2 separate regions of the Homo sapiens genome follow, and region 2 is linked to region 1. A link is a loop called in an ENCODE intact Hi-C map of the cell type or tissue named here. Cell type or tissue: PC-9. All regions are shown on one strand. Links, peaks and the distances in the headings refer to the core of each region. The heading gives the core; the rest is flanking DNA.

Evidence for each region. Peaks named below come from ENCODE experiments on the same cell type or tissue, not always from the same donor. Only the 100,000 strongest peaks of a DNase experiment are listed, where the experiment ranks them.
Region 2: it touches region 1 in a loop (5-fold over the local background); 2 of 110 quality-filtered maps call a loop at or near these places.

The regions. Positions count from the first base shown.
Region 1 is chr3:9,172,693-9,178,069 of GRCh38, reverse strand. The region is part of intron 1 of SRGAP3 (SLIT-ROBO Rho GTPase activating protein 3); the gene reads left to right. Among named protein-coding and RNA genes, the nearest start is that of SRGAP3-AS2, 17 kb to the left of the region's middle. In PC-9, for the core only: no CTCF peak of the experiment used is centred there; a DNase peak (open chromatin) is centred at 2,459.
Region 2 is chr3:9,225,812-9,231,188 of GRCh38, reverse strand. The region is part of intron 1 of SRGAP3 (SLIT-ROBO Rho GTPase activating protein 3); the gene reads left to right. Among named protein-coding and RNA genes, the nearest start is that of SRGAP3-AS3, 12 kb to the right of the region's middle. In PC-9, for the core only: no CTCF peak of the experiment used is centred there; a DNase peak (open chromatin) is centred at 4,608.

The DNA of each region.
Region 1 (5,377 bases), core at 154-5,153:
TCTCGAACTCCTGGGCTCAAGCAATCTGCCCATCTTGGCCTCCCAAAGTGCTAGGATTACAGGTGTGAGCCACCACGCCCAGCCCCAGGCTTACCTTCTTCAGGCATATCAACCTGCAGAAGGAAAGCAGCTCCTAGTAGTTCCTGCAGAGGTCCTGGGGCAGGTGCTTGCTGGTCCTGCTTGGTTGTGTGTCCATCTCTGGGTCTATCCCTATGGCCAGGAGATGCCCTTCTTCTCTTGGCCAGACCAGGGTCACATGGTCTTCCCTAGAGTAGGAGTTAAAGTTAATTCCACAGAACCCACAAGGAGTAAGAATGGGAGGTGGTGATTTCCCCTAAAGAAACACTCAAGTGTTGATGCCAGAAAAGAGAGAGTAAATATTGTACAGACAAAAACCACAGATGCTGTCCTTGGCACCCAGTGGCTGGTCTGACTGTCTTCAAATGAAGCCAGGGACTTGGGCCCCTGACAGTGGAGCTCCTCTCAACTGTATTAAGATCATGGAGACCTTTGAGTATACATGAAAGCCACGGACCTCCTTCCTAGAAAGGCACATGGGTCAGACTCCGTGGCATGGTCTCTGAGGGGCTGCACCATCTCTCCTGCCTCCTCCAGGTCCCCCAGCCAGTTCCACCGGCCTCCTCGCTGCTCCTTGTACTCACCATTCCTCCTTCCAAAGGGCCTTGAACTTGCTGCTCCCTCTGACCTAGTTAATGCCTCCTTTACATATGGTCAAATTGCACCGTAAACCTCTTCATCGCAATTTCAACTGAAGTTGTAAATTTCTTATAGGATTATTTGGTCAGTATCTGTCTCTCTCACCAGAATGGAGACTCCGTAACAGGAGGGACCTGGCTTTGCTTCCTTTTGTGTCCACATCACCCAGTAGAGTGTCTGGCACATAGCTGGTGCCCAGTAGTTGGTGAGTGAATGTGTGCCCTTGAACACACGATTTTTCCTGAAGTTTTAGTTGCATACACTTCCCTAGAGCCAGTCTCTGAACTTCAGGTTAAGAACCTCAGGATAGAAAAAATAGGAAAATCAAGGCATTAGCAGCAAGGTCATGCAAATGAGGACCTCCCAGGCCAGCTCTCCTGATAACCTTGCTGCTATTGACTTAGGTTTCTGTCTTTTAAGTGGAGTTGATACAGTCTGGATATTTGTCCCTGCCCAAATCTCATGTTGAAATGTGATCCCCACTGTTGGGGTAGGGCCTGGTGGGAGGAGTTTGGGTCAGGGTAGAGGAGGAATCCCTCTTGAATGGCTTAGCCCATCTCCTTGGTGATGAGTGAGTGAGTTCTTGAGAGATACAGCTGTTTAAAAGTGTGTGGTTCCTCCCCGCCCCCCACTTGCTTCTGCTTTTACAGTGTGATGCACCTGCTCCTACTTTGACTTCCACCATGATTGGAAGCCTCCTGAGGCCTCCCCAGAAGCAGGTGCCACCATGCTTCCTGTACAGCCTGCAGAACCATGAGCCAATTAAACCTCTTTTCTTATATATTACCCAACCTCAGACATTTCTTTATAGCAGTGCAATAATGGACTAACACAGGAGTCCCATGGATGATTACTTGTGGGTAAAATCTGTGGTCAAATAAATCTGAGGAACACTGTCTAATCTGTGCTCCTTTTGGAGAGTCACAACATATACTAATAACAGTAATATTTATTTCTTATGATCATTAGTGTAACTGCCATTTATGAAGGGCTTCCTACATGGTAGGTACCCTATGAGGCCCTTCATATGCATTTTCATGCCATCTCATCATAGCCTTGTGTGACAGATGCCATCATCACCCTGTGTTACAGAAGAGAAATGAACATGTGGAGGGATTAAGAATCCCAAGCTAGGCTGGTTGTGGTTGCTCACGCCTGTAATCCCAGCACTTTAGGAGGCCGAGGCGGGTGGATTATGAGGTCTGGAGTTTGAGACCAGCCTGGCCAACATAACGAAACCCTATCTCTACTAAAAATACAAAAATTAGCCGGGCATGGTGGCACGTGCCTGTAGTCCCAGCTACTCTGGAGGCTGAGGTGGGAGAATCGCTTGAACCCAGGAGGCGGAGTTTGCAGTGAGCCGAGACTGCGCCATCGCACTCCAGCCTGGGTGACAGAGTGAGGCTCCATATCAAAAGAAAAAAAGAATCCCAAGCTACCTTCTAGGAAACAGAAGATTTGGTGCTCAACCCCTGCCAGTCTGATATGTGTCTATGCACTTTAATCCCTCAAGAGGTGGGAAATCACCTTTGCTGATAACGGAGCCCTTTTTCTCTCTAAACATGTAGAAGCATCCCAAGGACCACACCTGGTTTGGGACATGCTGGTAAAGTGTTGATTTCCGTTGATGGTCTAGAACAGAAAGAATGTAGACCTGGCACAGGCTCAACTCCACAAATATTTCCTGTACCAGGCGTGGTGCTAGGAGTGCCAGGAATGCGGCACAAAGCTGCATCCTCATTGCCTGGGGGTACCCAGAGTCCCAGCTTTTCCCCATAGCAGACCAGCCTTTCCCTGAGCTGCCCCACCTTGAGGGCTCCCCGTGCTGGGTCCTTCTGGGACCATCCAGCTGTGTCTTCCCTCAGGGGAATAGGGCTCTGTGTCATGTTCATGATGAGTTCACAGCAAAATGCACATTCATTCTGTAAATGTTTATCCAGGACTTTCTGTGGCCCTGGCTTGTGCTAGGAATTGGGGATACAGAGGCAAACAAAATGCTCTCTTTTCGTAGGACACCCGTCGTCTAGTAGGGGAGACAGAGCAGTGCAGAAGAAACCATAAGAAACCAAAGTATAAGACAGGTGAAGTGCCCTGTTAGAGATAGAAACCAGCCTGCTGTGGGAGTTCTGAGATATGGATGAGTTCTTTCTTTCTTTTTTTAATTAACGGAATTATTTTGGCTTGGGATTTAAGCTCATGCTTAAATGATGTTGGAACATCTGGCTGACAAACAAACCATTGTCAGCCTCCTAGGTGTTTGGCTGACAGGGCCTGTGTTCCTAAGCATCCCGGGGAGTTTCGGATGTAGGGGGACTGTGGGAATGAGGCCCAGCAGTGCCTGCATGCACTGAGTGCTATCACCCCCACTCCTGCACACAGTCCTCCCAGTCCACGGAATGACGCCTCCCTGGTGTCTTCCTTTGCTGAGCTGCTCCCATTTCTCACATGGGCCTCAGTCACTCCCATGAGCCTCAGGAACAAGCCTACACTTGCTTTCTGCTGCCCTCAGTTTCCTCCTCTGTCAGCTGCGAGTACTGATTCCTCCTCGGGAGGATCAAATGAGATGAAAAACATGGGGAGAACTTTGCAAATGGGAGTCCCCCTGGAGGAGAAGTAGCAGATTCCAGCCCCCTCACTCCCGTCTGGGTGCGACTTCCCTCTGGTGAGAACGGGCAAGGTCAGGCGAGGCTGGAATTCTTTCATGGGTCCTGAAACCTTAGGTGAACTCCCGCCTGTGCGTCTTTGCTGGTACATTCAGTGAGATGATCAATATGACGCCTTCAGTGCAGCACCTGCCATGAAGTCGGTGCTTACTAAGTAGTGGTGGTGGTGGTTTTTCTCCCTTCATTCTGCCCGCAGTCTCCTGCTCTCCTTCCCTACTCCCTCCACCTTGCTTTCTCCCTCCGTTTCCTTTCTTCCTTCCTCCCATCTTCACTTCCTCATTTACTCATTTGTTAAACACTTCCACCCTTTAAAAATTATTTTAATTGTGATAAAAAACACATAGCAGAAAATGTACCATCTTAACCATTTTACAACGTACAGTTCAGTGGCATTAGATATATCACATTGCTGTGCAGCCATCACCACCATCTGTCTCCAGAACTCTTTTCAACCTGAAAAACTGAAACTGTACAAACTAAACAATAACTCCTCATTCCCTCCTTCCTCTAGTCCCTGTCTGTGAATCTGACTCCTCTAGGTACCTCATATAAGTGGATTCTTACACGATTTGTCCTTTTGTGACTGGCTTATTTCACTTAGCATACTGTCCCCAAGGTCCATCCATTCTCTTCCTTTTGAAGGCTGAGTTGTGCCCCACTGTGTGCCTAGACCGCATCTGGTTGACCCATCCATCCGTCGATGGACACATTATGAATGGTGCTCCTGTGAACACTGTGTACCAATAAGTGCTTTTTGAGCATGATCACGTGCCTGGCATTGTGCTGGGCTGCAGTGGGAAATGAACTTGGTTCCCATGCTCTGGGGGTAATGTTAAGAAGCAAACACCAATAGATGTTTACTAAGAGACTGCAATATGTCCCGTGATGGGAAAGAGCAGTGTTCGGGGAGAGAATTATGGCAGGGGTGGAGGTGGGTGGCTGGGACAATGGTCAGGTCTCAGGAAGTGGCCTGAAGAATGGGGAGGAGAGGTGGGCAGGGGTGGGGAGGGTCCAGGCAGAAGTAACAACATGTGTGAAGCCACTGGATTGCGACAGAGTTGCCCGTTGGAGGGATTGATGCTTAGATTTCTGCTTCAGTGTCTTCTCCAGCAAGCATCCTATCAGCCTCCAGGCCCACCTCTCCCCATCATCTTCTCCTCTCTGCTCTTATTCTAGTTCATTCAAACTGCCTCTTTGCTCAGCTATTTCTCCCACTGTCCAGTGAGCGGCTTGAGTGCAGGAACTGTTTTATTTTATGTTTGCGCCTTCTTTTCATATCTTAGTAGGTGTCAGTGACTCTCAAACAGATACTCTCCTGAAGGAGGGTAGTGCTTTCACTGGCAATGACCCAAGACCATCATCTGGGGCCTGCCAGAGTCAGGCACAGCCCCGGCATTAGAACTTTGGGCTGTAAGCCTGTCCTCTGTGCTTATGTGGGTGGTGCACAAAGCACTTGCAAACATCTGTGTGCAGTGCTGCTCCATTCGGCCTGCTGAAGCTTTCCTGCCCTGTTGCCGCTGAAGCAGGGAGTGTGGGAAGCGCCCAGCTCAGAGCTGGGCCAGATGTGGCCATACCTCCCAGCAGTGCAAGCAGCATCACTGCGCCAGGCCAGCTGACTCGGCTGGCCCTGGTGCACAGTGCTTAGGGGCTTGTGGCCACGAGCCATGCCCCACCACCTCTCCTGTTTGCCTTGGTAGCTTCCCAGCTTCCTCTCACATGACTGTTTCTGTTTACTTCTCCCTCTGGCCTTCCTGCCTGCGGCGTCCCTGTGCCACCTAGAGTCTCATCTACCGCACTAGACATAGCCTCTGCAATGGCCCCGCACCAGGGCCTCCTTCCAGGGCATATCCCGTCTCTGTCTCACCCTTCTAGTCTGCGCTTGCCCTTCTCACTCCCCAGCTCTCTCTGTTACTGTCAGTGGAGGGTCTGTGCACTTTGTCGTTTTGATCCTATGACGTTGTATCTGTGGCTCTTCCTTCAAGTGCCCAGGAGAGGCC
Region 2 (5,377 bases), core at 152-5,151, 53 kb before region 1:
CCTTGGACAAAAGCCCTTTTTGGCTTCCACCCCAGACCTTGGCCGATAAACCACAAAGTCCCTATTTCCCCTGGAAGTGGGAAAACTTCCAGTGGCTCGACAAAGCTGGAAGGATTATCTGAGATTCAATTTGGGGGCTGTGGTACCTCCAAGACCCTGATAATTATCATCTGAATGGGCAGGGGGAGGATTGAAGCCAAATCTAGTAACAGAGCCCTGGGGTAGACCTGCAGTTAGAAGACAGGGGACCGATCTCAGCTTTGGCCCCTTTTCATGTCCTGCTACGAGTCTGCTCTTTTTTCTTTTCTTTTCTTTTCTTTTTTTTTTTTTTTGAGATAGGGTCTTACTCAGGCTGGAATGCAGTGGCGCCATCATAACTCACCGCAGCCTTGAACTGCTTAAGCAATCCTGCCTCAGACTCCTGCGTAGCTGGGACTATAGGTGCATGCCACCATGCCTGGCTAATTTTAAAAAAAAATTTTGTAGAGACAGCGTCTTGCTATTTTGCCCAGGCTATCTTAAACTCCTAGGCACAAGCGATCCTCCTGCCTTATCCTTCCAAAGTGCTGCGATTCCAGGCATGAGCCACTGTGCCTGCCCAAATCCATGCTTTCTTTTTCCCTCTCCCACACCAGTTCCCAAGCACAGACCAATCAGGTAGCACCATTAGATGAGTTCATAACTGTTTGAAGATGTGATTCTGGCATGGGGGTACGATTGTCATCCTAGGTGAAGTCTCCAGTGGCATGCCAAAAGGCTGTCTCCTGTTCAGTGTTTTAATTACCTGGATGAGGATGTGAGCATGCCCATCCAGTTTGAGAATGTCAGGAAACCAAGGAAGGCAGGCTTAGTAATTGGGAACACAGTTGTTGGTATTGAACTGACCAGGGTTTGCAACCTTTTAGCCACTTTCTAGCCGTGTGACTTTGGGCAAGTGTTTTCATCTCTTTGAGCCTCACTGTCATCATCTGTAATAATAATAATCCAACCTCAAACAGTTATTGAGCCAGTTAGATGAGATAATGTGTGTAAAACCCTTAGCACAGTGCCTGGCACTCAGTCAGCGTCACCGATTGTTATTAATAAATCACAACTGTAAGAGCCGCGCTGCAGGCTCTGGAGTCTGGGTTTAAATTCTAGTGCTGTCAGTGAATGAGTTGCTTAACTTCTCTGAGGCTCAGCTTCTTCCTCTGTAAAATAAGGACAGTAATACTTACCTTGGGAGTTGCTGTAAATAAAGCATTCAGGCCAGAATAGACACATAGCAGATACTCAATAAACCGAGGTTACCATTCAGAGAAACAGCGAATCCTGTGGCAGAGAGAACCAGGAAGCAGAGCGCTTAGCAGGAGGGGATGAGGAATTGACTCTAAAAATGCGAAGTTTAATAGTATCTTTAAGAGAAAAACCACCCACTCATTGAAAGAAGCTACATTGTTTTGGATCTTGAGCCCTGAGAAGAATTTATCCTATAAATAGATAGAAATATGAATGGGGTAGGGACCAACTGGCATTTGGTTAGGATGCCAGACCTCAGGCCCTGACCCCATCCTGTCCCTTGTCCAGTGGCTTTTGGCCCCTCCCCAAGAGATTCTAGCGAGATATGTGTGACACAGGCCGCTGGCTAGGAAATGAAATCTTATCTCAAAGCTGTGGCTGAACACAGAATTCTGGTGAGCTGTTCTCCACGTGGAGAACGCCTTTGGCCTAGGGAGGTTGCCATGCCGGCCTCTGTCCGGGCCCACACCTGAATCTCAGCTCTATTGCTCCAGGGTAGAGGAAGCTGATCTGGAGTGGGTCAGCCTTGGGGGACAGCTGGAGTATCTGACCCCTTTCCTATAGGGACCAGCTAGACGACTGCTCCTGCTTCTCTCCCAGATGTGACCAGGCCTACCTAGCCACAGAAAGAAGAATGTCAAAAGTCTGGACCCACCCAGACTGAACCTTTGAGCTTCTTAGAAGTGCAATGTCTGGGAATTTTGGTTCATGACTGTATCGTAGAACCTAGCTAGTCCATAATATCACCTTTCCTTCCAGTGGGTGGACTACTATGCCCTTAATAATAACCCTGATTTGGGGAGGAGTAAGTAGAGTTGACTTTTTTTTTTTTTTTTTTTTTTGAGACGGAGTCTCGCTCTGTCGCCCAGGCCGGACTGCGGACTGCAGTGGCGCAATCTCGGCTCACTGCAAGCTCCGCTTCCCGGGTTCACGCCATTCTCCTGCCTCAGCCTCCCGAGTAGCTGGGACTACAGGCGCCCGCCACCGCGCCCGGCTAATTTTTTGTATTTTTAGTAGAGACGGGGTTTCACCATGTTAGCCAGGATGGTCTCGATCTCCTGACCTCATGATCCACCCGCCTCGGCCTCCCAAAGTGCTGGGATTACAGGCGTGAGCCCACCGCGCCCGGCCTAGAGTTGACTTTTAGCTTGCTAGGTGTCAACATCACCCTCCTTCTTCTACCTTGTTGATCTTTCTTCTGTTGCCCCCAAGAACTTAGCAGCCAAACCTATGATCAACTTAGGATGTGGCTGTTAGCTGTCTCCTACTGCAGAAGAAATCAATGAAGTCCAGGCTGCATCCCCAGCACCCCTCCATAGGGTGCCTGCCGTGCATCCAGGAGCTGGCTAGTGTAACCCCCAAGGATTTAGGAAGGCCTCTCTGGCTTCCCTCCTCTTCTCTGGATGTTTGAAGCAGTTCAGGACTCAACAGGAGAAAAATTCAACTTACTTTTTTTTCTGGACCAACCCTGAGCACTAGGCAGGAAGTGGTCTGGCTGTGCATTTGCTAGCATTGGCCAGTGGTGCATTTACTTGAGATGCACAACAAAATTGGGCAACTTCATTTAAATATCTGCATTTCTGACTTTTTAAAAGCAAATTGCATGATCTGGCGGCACTGGGTGCCTGTTCTCATGCAGTAACCAATCAGCCAGAGCTGACTGGCGGCTGCCTTTTTTAGACAAGGTATGTGCTCTTGAGCCCCTACACCTCCCTATCCCAGAAGCTCTTGGGTCCCCACGACACCCTTCTCTTACACCTGCTGCTGCTTGTCATTGGCCTAACCTGCCTGGTTTCTACATGTGTTTGAGTTTGCCACCTTTGGATTAGGCCAAGAAGTTATGCTTTATTTTCTGTCTCAAACTATGATCATCAGATTGGGTTGTACAATGAGAATTGCATGACAGCATAACAAACCATTCTATGTCTGTGATGGAAAACTGCCTCCGACTTACCATCATCCTTTCAAACTTCACCATGGAGACTCCCTGTCATTACTTCCAGTAAAACCTTTGTCATCTCCTTAAGGATGAGTTTGAAGTTTTACTCAAGGGCAGGATACTCTCCCCCAACAAGAAGTGCTGCTGTATTTGTCTCTGACTGCCCCCCAACCCCTGAGGGGAATGAGGGAGGGGCATTCAGGTGCTAGAGGCCACTGAAGACCCAGTGATGCATTAGATGGTGTCCTTAGTCATTCCTATCGTAGCCACCGTAATGCATTTTTAGTAGTTAAAAACATCGCAATGTAATTTGATAATTTTAACACCAAAGCACAATTCACAAGAAGTAATTCTGCCCAAACAGTGTGGTCCAAGGACTCTGCATTGGACTGGGAAGCCAGACAGATCTAGGACTGAATCCCAACATTGTCACTTACTAATTGCTTGACCTTGGGCAAGGCATCTCCCCTCTCTATGCCTCAGTTTCTTCCTCTTTCAAATGGGCACCCATTGGACTCTTGCAAGGATTAAATGACATAACCCATGCTTACCCAATGTCTGGAATGTGGGCCACACTCAATAAGTGCGCTCTGTTATTACTCTTACCCAGATTTTGAGGGGTCGATTCAATCCAAGAGTGAAATTTACAACATTCATGGCAGAACGGATGGCTTGCAGGCAAAGTTAGACCCACTAGCATGTTTTGTTTGGCCTTTGCAGGATTTACAAAAATGAATTCATCATTTCCAACACTTAAAAATGAAGAGAGTTAAAAAAAATCAGGGGAGTTCATGTAAAAATCCAGACTTCTGGCAGCTCTTAGAAAATGGGAAGATCTAGGAACACTGGGCCCTCATTCTCAGAGGCAAAAATTGGCTGTTCCCTTCCAATGGGACAGGGGCTCGGACTTGTGCCAGTGCCCACCTGGCCCACTTTGCTCATTTCTGTTGCCTGCTTGGCTCCTGTGGGCAGGTGGGTTTTTTTGACCTGGAGGAATGGATCCACCTTGAGCCAATCCTCCATAAATATCATTTCCTGCAGACGGGGTTTGGAGAAGGTGAATAGCAGGTTGCATTTCCTGGCAGGTGCTCATGGTGCCATCTGTGTTATCGATGAAATGAAGAGCCATCAGCTTCAACAATTTGAGGGGCAGAGATGGGGTCATGGTCCTCTGAAAACAATCTGAGAAATTAACAGATTTGTAGCTGTGAATGGATGGCCATCTCATCACCCCATGTAGGTGGGCTGAAATTTAATGAGGAAAAAGTGTAAAGTCTTGCCCTTATGTCTGAAAACCAGTCTGTAGACTGGGGAGAGGTGTGCTTAGCAGCAGCACTTGTGAAAAAGACTTAAGGTTCTCGTTGACAGTGAGTTTTGCTGTGAGTCACTGTGAGGCAGTTGCCAAAAAACCTAATCTGATTCTGGGCTGCGTTTATAGAAGTCTAGTGTCTGGAAGACCTTTCTAACAATTAGAGCTGTCTTGAAGGAACAGGCAGGCAGTCTCCTAAGCCTTGATCTCCCAGGCGTAGGAGGTGCTCGAGGCTGGGTGATGAATCCCTGGAAGAGATTGTCAAGAGTGGGGATTTAGGCATCAGAGGGAGATTTGTTCTAGGTGACTTAGAAGGTCTCTGCCAATCTGAGATTTTCTGCTTTCTGCAGCCCAGTAGAGGAAAATAATTTCCATAACAAAAGTAAAACTCTTTCTGATAGAGGAAAGCAGGACTCCCTGAAGAGGCTCAAAATGGAAATGTAAACTTCCAGTTCTTACCAAGTAATGTGGGCAAAAGATATCACTGCCTCTACCCCACCCCTGACCCCCTGCCTTATTTCTCAGAGATAGGGGTCGGGGGTTGGGGTTGCGGGGCAGGATCTGCTCTGCACATTACTGGTAATTTTTTTTTAAAGCTGAACTTTTATGCAGAGCTTGCAGACTGACAGCACATGGGCCCGATCCAGCCTCAGGTGTGTTTTATTTGGCCTGTACTGTGTCTTTTAAAAATGTGAGTTAGATGCCAACTTGTAAAAATGAGGAGATTTTGTATAAAATATGGACTTCCCAGCAGCTTTTATAAAAGTCAGAAGGTCTGGCAGCGCTGGGCTTTTGTTCTGGGGATGAGCACCGATTGCCCTTCTGTGGCAGGACTTGAGCTCTCCCTTGGT